2 separate regions of the Homo sapiens genome follow, and region 2 is linked to region 1. Evidence: chromatin loops called from intact Hi-C (ENCODE). Cell type or tissue: ascending aorta. All regions are shown on one strand.

Region 1 (5,000 bases):
GACATTATATATTATATATTATTTATAATGAAGATTATAAATTTCGTAATTTATTAAAAAAGAACTGCTGATGTACCATGAAGCCACTGAAGCTTGATGGAAATAAGCAAGCAAGTTTATGTGTAATGCAGCCGTCCTCTCTTTAGGAGCCCTGTGCGCCATGAGACATCATGTTGAGTCCACTGTACTCCATTTCCAAACAAGGAAACAGGAGCAACATGGGCACCAGTTGGGAGCCAAATTCATACACAGGGAAATCACTCATTTGAGAGGAAACTTCCCACATTTATTAAAGAAAAATATTTAATTTACAGATCTTACAAAGCATTGCTCATGTAAGTCTATGGAGAATTTCCTAACATAAGCAGTTTTGCATCTGCTTTTTTTTCTAACGATAATACATTTTATAATTTAATTATAAGTTTTGACAGAATTGGCGATACTTGATAGAATAGGAACAACTTATCCCAAAGACAGAAAGTAAGCTATTATAACATGTAAGGACCTAAAAATATAACTTCAAAATTTTTTAACTGATTTATTTTAGTTTTTATTTGATTTAGCAAATGTTTCTGGTCCTTCTGTACCTAAACTTTAATTCTATATTACATTCTTAGATACCAACTTTTTAGATTGATTGTATAAATAAAATGCCTGTAAGATACAATGACTATAACTGTACTTTCAAAAAGATCACTATATTTCATGTACTCTGAGAATAACTGAATGTATAAGGAGTTATAAAGAATTATCACTATTCCAGGACTGTGAGAAGACATACACAGAACACACACACACACACACACACACACAGTCTTAATTCTTACAACAGCCCTACGATATTATTTCCTTTTAAAGTAGGAAAAAATTGACATTTTATGAAAAAGAAAAGATGCAAAATTAAAGGGCACGTATAAAGTCATTTGTTAAACACAAGGTCCAAGTATGTGGTTATATATAAGGCACTAATTTGCCCATTATGTTATTAAAATTAATAACAAATCAATGTTAAGATGAGGTATTCACTCACATATCAATATATGGAGAGAGAACTGTATACCTCTGCATTGTTTATCTTAATAACCAAATCTTAAAACCAGAAAATAAATCTGTAATAGAGACTTTTTCTTTATTGAACTGAGTTTTATAGAACCCTCCTTCCCATCCTACCGCCATCAAATGCACTTTCTTGTTTTATTTAACCAACATTTAGTTCACATCTCACTAATGTTAAGAGCACAGATCATCTGGGTTTGAATCCTGGCTTCTCCACGTACTAGCTAGCTGACCTATCTGGGCCTGTATCCCCTGATGTGTAATACAGGGTTATACTGATATTTCTGGTACTACCTTATAGGGTTGCTATGAGGACTAAATGAGAATTTGATTTAGTTTTAAAGGCCAATGTCTGGCCAGGATTGGAACCCAGACAATTTGGCTTGAGAATATATGCTTTTAATCATTATATGATGTGAGCCAAATATTATTTTTTGGTATCTGGATTATAGAAACAAGACAGTATTTTTATAGCTATTAAAAGTAGGAGCTGAAAGCTTTTTAAAAACAAATTATTGAACAGCGCCTATAATAAATCAGCCACTCTACTGGGGATAGAAAGTGAGCAAAATGTAACCTCTACCCCAAAGAGGACAGACTCCACCAAAAGACACAAGAACATTACCACTAATTATAACATTATTTTAAATGGCCATTATTAGTGCTAAAAATAAAATGTTATCACAGAAGATAAATAGACTGGCTTAGTCTGGGGTAACTGAGAAGTTGTCACAGAGGTAAAACATGAGGTAGGCCTTGAGCCATGAGTTGGAGTGATGTCCAGTAAAGAGATTACATTTGCAATGACGTGGATATATGTTGTATTTGAGAAACAATTACTCAAAGGTGATGCTAGAGCCCAGGCAGCATACTGGGAAGAGGTGGGAGGAGACGTCAGGAAGGCAGGTTGAGTTTATGTGCCACACATACCAAGCTGGGAAAGAAGACCTGCAAGCAGTATTGGGTATTAGGATATTTTACCCAGGACATAACAGTGCAAGATCAATGGTTTTGGAGAAAGAACTCCACAGTAATGGGAAAGATGAGTTTGAAGGCAAGAAACACTGGAAGAACTCAGTTTAAATTCCAAGAGCATCTAATTCATTAATACCAAAAGGGATTTTACTATTTGTACATCTCTTTTAGAAAAAAATAAGTGTAATACTATTGATTTTCAAATTGTATTTGCTCATATATTCTCTTCAAGGTTGGCAGTGCTGACCATCAGAAAATGAAGCTTCTCCTGAATGGAAAAGCCAGAACTTTACCCTGAAACATAAACCCCACAGCTGAAAAGCAACCCTCTTTCTTTGTAGAAATACTGAGAAGCCAGTTGGTTGTAATACTTTAGCCTTCAAAAGCCAGGCCAAAGTGCGGTAATGCTATCCTTATGGAAAACACAGGGAAGATGGTCCCGTGTTTAATGTTTTCTAATCTGCTCTTCATCAGAATGTCTGAGGGTCTGGATTGTAACCATACACCTACATTAAAAAACAATCACCTTACTCTCAATATGTCAAAATGTTATCAGGAAGCCCTGCAGCTGAGATCGGATGTCCAACAGACTGCATAGAGCTTTCTCCTTGTCCAGTGCCCTATTTCAGTAAGTGAAACCCCATATTCATTGACAGTTCTTTCAGAAAACATTTCCTTTAAATTCAAGATGTGTTCTTCTCATACCAGCAGAGGGAGGCCTGATCCACTTCCTGAGCTCTGAGACTGCTCAATTAAGTCTCTCAGGGATTCTCCAGGAGGAATGTAAGTTTCATCCTGTTCTAACCCAATGCTGTATCGAGGTCTGGTTTCTTGTCTTTTATACCTAAAGATGGATAGATGAAGATAATTTTAGATAATGAAATGCAATGATGGAGTAAAATATTGCAACTAAAATGGTAATCACAGCAGTTTTATTTTAGCACCTAAATATAATACATTAAATGCTTCATATTTTTTACTCTTAGTTATGGTTTCCCAAGTAAAACTCATTACTGTTTGGCTAACCTATTTTTTAAAATAAACTAAATAAACTACATATTTTTACTCAGTCTCAAGCATCTACAATTTTTCTTCTTTTATTTATTTCAAATTGCACATATCCAAGCAGACTACATTCTACTAGTGTTTCTAAATAGCTCCAATATTATTCCTTAAAATCTTTTCTAAGGTCCCTAATTAATTAAAGATGTAAATTTTGGGTGTACAAAAATCATTATAGCTAACTCTCTTATATAAGGTCATATCTAAAGAAATAATATAAATTTAATCTTTAAAAACTTTTTGTCAATACTTAAGTTTTCAATTAGAAATGAATTTATTTGAATCAATTAATCTGACCATTTGCAGAGTATCTCAAATGAGTAATAAATTAATCAAAAGGCAAATGACATAAATATCAAGGTCCTTAATATTTCACAATCTAGAACATAAGTTCATAGGCCATTAAAAAAATAGGAATTACCGAATTTAATATAATAAAGGACCTTATTTTAATGATTAATCTATAAATTATGTTTAAAATCTTTTAATAATCAGAAACGTTATAGCTTAGAAAATAAGGAATTTGAGCAACTCTTAAGTTCAACATGGCCATTTCTCTGCTTGGAATCAAACCTAAGTAACAACCAGTCTCTGAAGTCTCTAACTACCCTAGTTTCCCTAGGGATAAAATATTTATATGGGTAGTTTTGAAGTCTGAAGCAGAAATGAGATAGGTATCTATTTGTAACTTCATTAGGACAAATATTTATCAACAGTAACAGACATTTTCAGTTAACTATAAGATCTAATTAAGATAAATAAAGCTGTGGTGAGAAACACTAACAGGCAAAAGCAGAATATTAGTAAAAAGAAGACACTATAAATTAAAAATTTTGCATCTACATGTTAGAAACTTACCGGAAGTAACAAAATAATATGATAAGGACCAAGAGCAAACTACAGACAGTCACAGATATAAGTAAAGCCCTGTGGTGTATAGGTCCATCAACAAAATCTGAAATTAAAAAGAAAAAGAGCCATAATCAAGAGAATATTTTTACTTAAAAATAAGAAAGTAACTCTTTCCTAAAGGTACTTGCTAAGTATCACGCACAAAATGTGAAAGATCCTTTTCACATACCAATTAATTTTTTAAAAACCCATATATACTCAAAATTAAATAAGTTTGACTAGCGTGAATCATCCTTCACCTAGGCACTTAATCAAGAGCACACATTTCTTCCTGTCTGGAAGGAACAGGCTCGACACAGGATAAAACTACAGAAAGAACATCAACAAAGCTAAGTGGGTCTGTGCACCCACAATAGAAACAGGTAGTTCATCTTTATTACAGACGCAGCTCATGGGTTCATAGGCTCTTCTCATGTGGTCTCTGGAGTACTCTATACCATGAATTTGAATAAAAAAGCATCTATATAATTCATGGGACATAAAACATAACTCGTTGTATATAAAGTCATCTTATAGTGGATAAAAAGGAAGTGGACCCCTCAAATGTTGCCAAATAGAGAATATATGGTTGTGCGTTGTTTTAAACAAAAATGTGTTCAAAATCCATACTTTTTCTTAAACTGAATCATATTTTAAAAGAATGTATATGTTCCAGCCAAAGAATGTATGATACTTTTATACAACAAATTATTAAACACTACTCATTTTAACTCTAGTTCTTGACAAATCAGATTCCTCAAATTTTATATAAATGACTTAACTTTATACAATGTATATTCACTGACTTTAACCCCAAAGATTTCCATTCAAAGTACTTTATTTTTAATAATCATCCCAGGTAAATTTTACACGGGTGATTTCTGGGACATATTTTGAGGAAACTGACTTAAAACCAGGTGCACTTATATAGTAATACCATTAGTACCATTCTTATTAAAGGCACCATTTACCTTTGAGAGAGTGATTACTGTCATTTAATTTTAAAAGGTAGTATT
Region 2 (5,000 bases), 820 kb after region 1:
TATTGTGCTTCTAAATTTATAAAAATTCTTAGGCTGTTTTCCGCTAAGAATGGGGAAGGGACAGCTGTCTAGTAATGTAAAATGAAGAACATCCCATGCTAAAACCGCTTAATAGTTTTCCACCAATCCTCATTTTATCCCCTCCCAAACCTCCTTAACCCCAGTTCTAGACATATCCGGTCATTTCCTGAGCCATTTAAGGATTTTGTGTTGTTGATAGGATTGGTTCTTGGCTTTCCCTTCACAGGTGCCATTCACCCATCTGCTTACTAGCTTCAAATTTTGTTTGCTCTTATCTCCTCTCTTTCCACTTCCTTGTGGGTTCTATCTTTTTAAAAATATTCATTACTGTGGTTTAGAGATGAATGCAAAATGATATATATTTGTCAAATTATTCATCTTTATGCAGAATTCTAAATAGACGTCTTTATTACAGCTTCTAGTGGTTTCCTTTAGGACGCTCATCACAGTCTCTATTTTAAAGAGACTGGCAGGTGGTGTGTGATTACTTGTTTGTTGTTTGTCTCCTCAAGCTGGATGCATCGTGGGGTAGGAATCATGTCTGTATTATTCAACTGATCCCCCACCGCCATCACAGTGCCTTTTACATAGTAGGCATTACACACTTGTTGAATAAGTGATCAGAACCACACTCATCAAATGCACACCATGTGCCTGTGTTACTCTCAGCTCTATGTGTTATCTCAGTCAGCCCTCCTCCCACTTCAAGATAAGTGCTTTTTATTGTCATGCTCACTTTCCAGATGAAGACACTGAGAAACAGAAGTTACAGAGTTGCCCAAAGTCACACAACTGACAGAACTGTGAACTGAGCCCAGACAGCTGAATTTAGATCCCATAGCCTCATCACCTAGGTATACAATTGCTTAAATTAGTAACTAATTTAAGCATTCCTTTAGAATGAAACTGCTGTTATCCTCATCTTCCAAGTAAGAAAACAAGAGTTTCATGTAGTGTAAACAACTTACCCAAAATTGTTCAGCTAGAAGTGGTGCAGAAGGAATTCAAATCGTCACTGACTCAAACCCCAGGTTCTTAACCACTGGGTATAATACCACAGTGCAAGCAGCTGTTCAAAACAGCTGCGCATGAATATTTATGTACATGTTAAAGCTAAAGCCTATAGTCGAAAGCCACAGCACAAATAGCAGGCAGTCTTATCAATTTACTTAAGCACATATTTAAGCACATACTATCTACTTAGTATTTATTGTAAATACTATTTAATTAGCACCTTCTGATTTGAATAGAGATATCCGGACACAAAAGTATTTACATTGACTAACTCCATGATATAAATGTAAGGTGTGTAGGGTCTGCCCACACACACACGTATATATATAGGCCTAGCCAGGAAATAATGAAGCTCAGCTTTGATGATAGAAATACAACTTTTTGACATAAGTACATTTAGGCTCTGGAGTCAAACTGCCAGGTTGAATCCTGATTCCCTTCTTACTAGCTGTCACTTAACTCCCTATTTATAGTTCAAACTCTTTGTAAAGTGGGAATACAACAGGCTCTACTTTGAAGTATGTTGGCAGGATTAAATGTTAGCATATGTGCCTATGGCTAGGTAGGAAGTGTTAAATATTAACTATTATAATTAATAGTGTTATATACTTTGGTGTTAATTGTTTTTACTATTTGTCAGACATGGCATCTGTATTTTACATATCATTATAAATGTAGAAACAGATGCTCTCCAATTTAGAAGTGTCTAAAGATTTTTGTTCCATGTACCAAACACCCCCCTAATGTGCAGTCTATCAATTTATCAGTTTGCTCTTCTCTACTTTTCTATTTTCTACCTTTCTGTGGCTGAGGCTCCATAACAGAGACCACCTCCCAGAGGAAAATATTCTTCGAACATTTATGATAAGAGTAACACTCTACCTTTGTATTAGAATAACAACTCTCTTACATACCACCAATTCCAAAAAAACAATTTCAAAGGACACAGCAATCCAAGTTCATGATTAAATCATACAAAGGCAGAACACGTTGCAGAAACATTGCTGATAGCTATAGACTATCTAATTAACAAGCAGGACTTGGCTAATATATAATGAAAAATGCACTGTTCTGTATTTCATTTCTTAGACTGTTGGTAGTGGGCTACATTGCTGCCATCTTGTGGTCAGGTGAAAATTTCAAAGGCAGAATATTGATGCACTTAAGATGGATAGTGAATATATTCTTGTCATATACACCTTAAAAATCTACCAAATACACACAATTTTACAGTATTTATTACTAAAAATTCCATTTCCAATAAAAAAAGAATTAAAAGCAAAAGATGCCTTTGGATATTGGTCACCATGACAATCCTTGAACTCACCATTAGTGTTACTTTGGTTATTTAATGTATCTGTGTTTCCATTTCCTCATCTAAAGAACAGGATGGGGAAGAAGAATGAGAAGGCCTGAGGACATTCTGATGTCGTGGTTCCAACACAAAATAATTTTGGTAGTGCATATCTGAAAATGCTTTTGAGAAATATACGAACCTCTCTAAAAGTCATTTGTTAAACTTTCATAGCAACAAATTCTCAGGGTGAAAAAACCTCCTCTGAAAAGGGAGGCTAGAAATTTCTGAATCCATCAAGTAAAGGAGTGGCTATCTAGGATGGATCAGGAAATGTGTTTTTTAAAATATATCTGGAAAAAAAAAGAAGTGTAATCAAATCTTATCTTCTTTATGTTATTTTGGTTGATTGTACTTTAAAATGAAACTTAAATACTAATTACACTGTTTATTAATTTACATTTCATTAGACTGAAATAATTCACCAAACTTACAAAGACAATCTGGGCTCAAGGAGAAGTCAGTAGCACAGATATAAGAGTTTTATTTGACTCTGCATATACACAAACATTGGTGCACCTGAAGCTCTGGAAATGCACGTTAGAAGAACAGAATTTGCCAGGAGTGCACACAGGAGTTTTTGGAAAGTTGTCCAACAATCAAATTGGCCATTACTTTTCTGACTGATGCCAACTGAGGTGAGCAGATCTGTGGCAAGCACCACATGGTTATCGACTCACTGCCCTTCAATGGGATTACAAATTCTGTGTAAGCAGCAGAAAGACTCATAACTAATGTTTTCTTTAAAACTATGAACATACTGACCACAGAGCACTTTATAGAACAAGGGAAAGAACATAAAGTCAAAATAATGACAAGCTTTATAAGCTTCGGTTTTTAAATCTGGCAAACATATGTAAGTACATGTTGAGTATCCCTTATCTGAAATTCTTGGGACCAGAAGTATTTCAGAATTGGGGTTTTCTTCAGATTTTGGAATATTTGCATTATACTTACTGGTTGAGCATACCAAATCTCAAGAACCGATATCTGAGATGTTCCCCTGAGCATTTCCTTTGGGCATCATGCGCATGCTCAAAACGTCTTGGATTTTGGAGCATTTTGGATTTTTGGACTAGGGAGGCTCAACCTGTATGTAAGGATGCTTTTGCAAATTGTATTCTAAATATAAGGCATTATGTTGTGGTAGTATATACCATCTAGCTAAGTCATAATCATAACAGCAAGTAAATCAGCAAATTGGTACAGTATCCACTATCTGACTTATCTTAATAAAGGTTGGATTTCATTATAGATCATTTAGACATATTAATAAATGATATATACATTTTATATTTTTGAGTTTGGCTTCTATTTCATAACCAAGACTCAAACAGGCAGAATTCTTATATATAAACAAACATCTCTTATCAAGAAAGAGGCCTTGAGTAAATTATTTGGTCTTCAGAGCTTTAAGTAGAAAAATGATGACAATTAAAAAAATGGATGTTTTATATATATTTTCCTAAGGATGTTAATTTTTAAATAATATTTGTTTATATATCAAGAGGGGATAACTAGATGATGCATTTTGTAGATGATATTCAAGATGGACAAATCTGATAATGAGGCACAATGGTAGTCCAATGAGAAAATACATAAAGGCCCAAGATCATGATTCATTATAAACGCAATAGTGAAACGAAGAACTGCCAAACTAGAAGAGTCTAGCCTTACGAAATAAAATAAATTTCTTTACCTTCAGTTACATTATTTAGCTTTAAAAAAGCTAGGTTAAGAAAGAGGGAAATTTTAGGAATCTAAAAAGACAAGAGAATCATTTCACTTTAGTAAATTTAAGAAAAAATAAGATTTTGTGGGTAAAATATTTAGTCATTATACACAAAGAAACTAAGAACTGGTGACACAAAACTATTTTTTTAATCCATGAGCAATAAAGAGATGACTCACATCTATAGAGAATCAGACCTAAATCTCCATGTCATAAATTTGAATAAAAAATCTAGCTACTTCTCTTTCTTCTTGAATTCATGTGGGAGAATAAAGATGGAGAAATCTACTTCCTCCTCAGATCATGTTACTTTTCTTCTCATTATTCTTAAAGTGATATTTTCTCCTTCTCCTAGGAGCAGATGTTCAATGAGCTGCTCACGTATAATGCGCCTCATCTTATGCAAGACTTGGACACATATTTAGGGGGGAGAGAATGGCTTATTGGTAACTCTGTGAGTATGTTTTATATCTTAAAAAATTCAAGCAAATAAAAGGACAAACCAATAGAAGTATAAAAACTTACTGAAAAAAAGTTACCTATAGGGAGGGGATAGAATTTACAGCAAGAACAAAGGTTAAACTTCTTTAAATAAACCTTTTTAAAAAATAGATTTGACTTTGGAACCATATTTTATATAATTATATATTGGCAGCGAAAACTTAAAAAGCTATCCTAAAAATCAAAGCAAAGTAAATGAACCTAACTATGCAAAAGAGGTGCATAGAGAACACACAGAATACATATGTACTCTACTAGAGAAGAACTATTTCAAGAAGTATCATTTGTAAAACACACTAATCTGATTATACATCTAAGACAGATATCTCTTAGCTTAGAACAACAAAAAATCATATACTATTTTCAGTAATCATATTG

The links. Peaks named below come from ENCODE experiments on the same cell type or tissue, not always from the same donor. Only the 100,000 strongest peaks of a DNase experiment are listed, where the experiment ranks them.
Region 2: it touches region 1 in a loop (4-fold over the local background); 8 of 110 quality-filtered maps call a loop at or near these places.

The regions. Positions count from the first base shown.
Region 1 is chr4:95,122,858-95,127,857 of GRCh38, reverse strand. BMPR1B (bone morphogenetic protein receptor type 1B) reads right to left here. Exons shown (of 13, transcript NM_001203.3): 7 at 3,952-4,048; 8 at 2,737-2,875. Among named protein-coding and RNA genes, the nearest start is that of BMPR1B, 370 kb to the right of the region's middle. In ascending aorta, a CTCF peak has its summit at 2,741 (motif pointing right); no DNase peak of the experiment used is centred here; H3K27ac peaks cover 1,061 bases.
Region 2 is chr4:94,301,721-94,306,720 of GRCh38, reverse strand. HPGDS (hematopoietic prostaglandin D synthase) reads left to right here. Exons shown (of 6, transcript NM_014485.3): 5 at 4,477-4,575. Among named protein-coding and RNA genes, the nearest start is that of HPGDS, 39 kb to the left of the region's middle. In ascending aorta, a CTCF peak has its summit at 2,153 (motif pointing left); no DNase peak of the experiment used is centred here.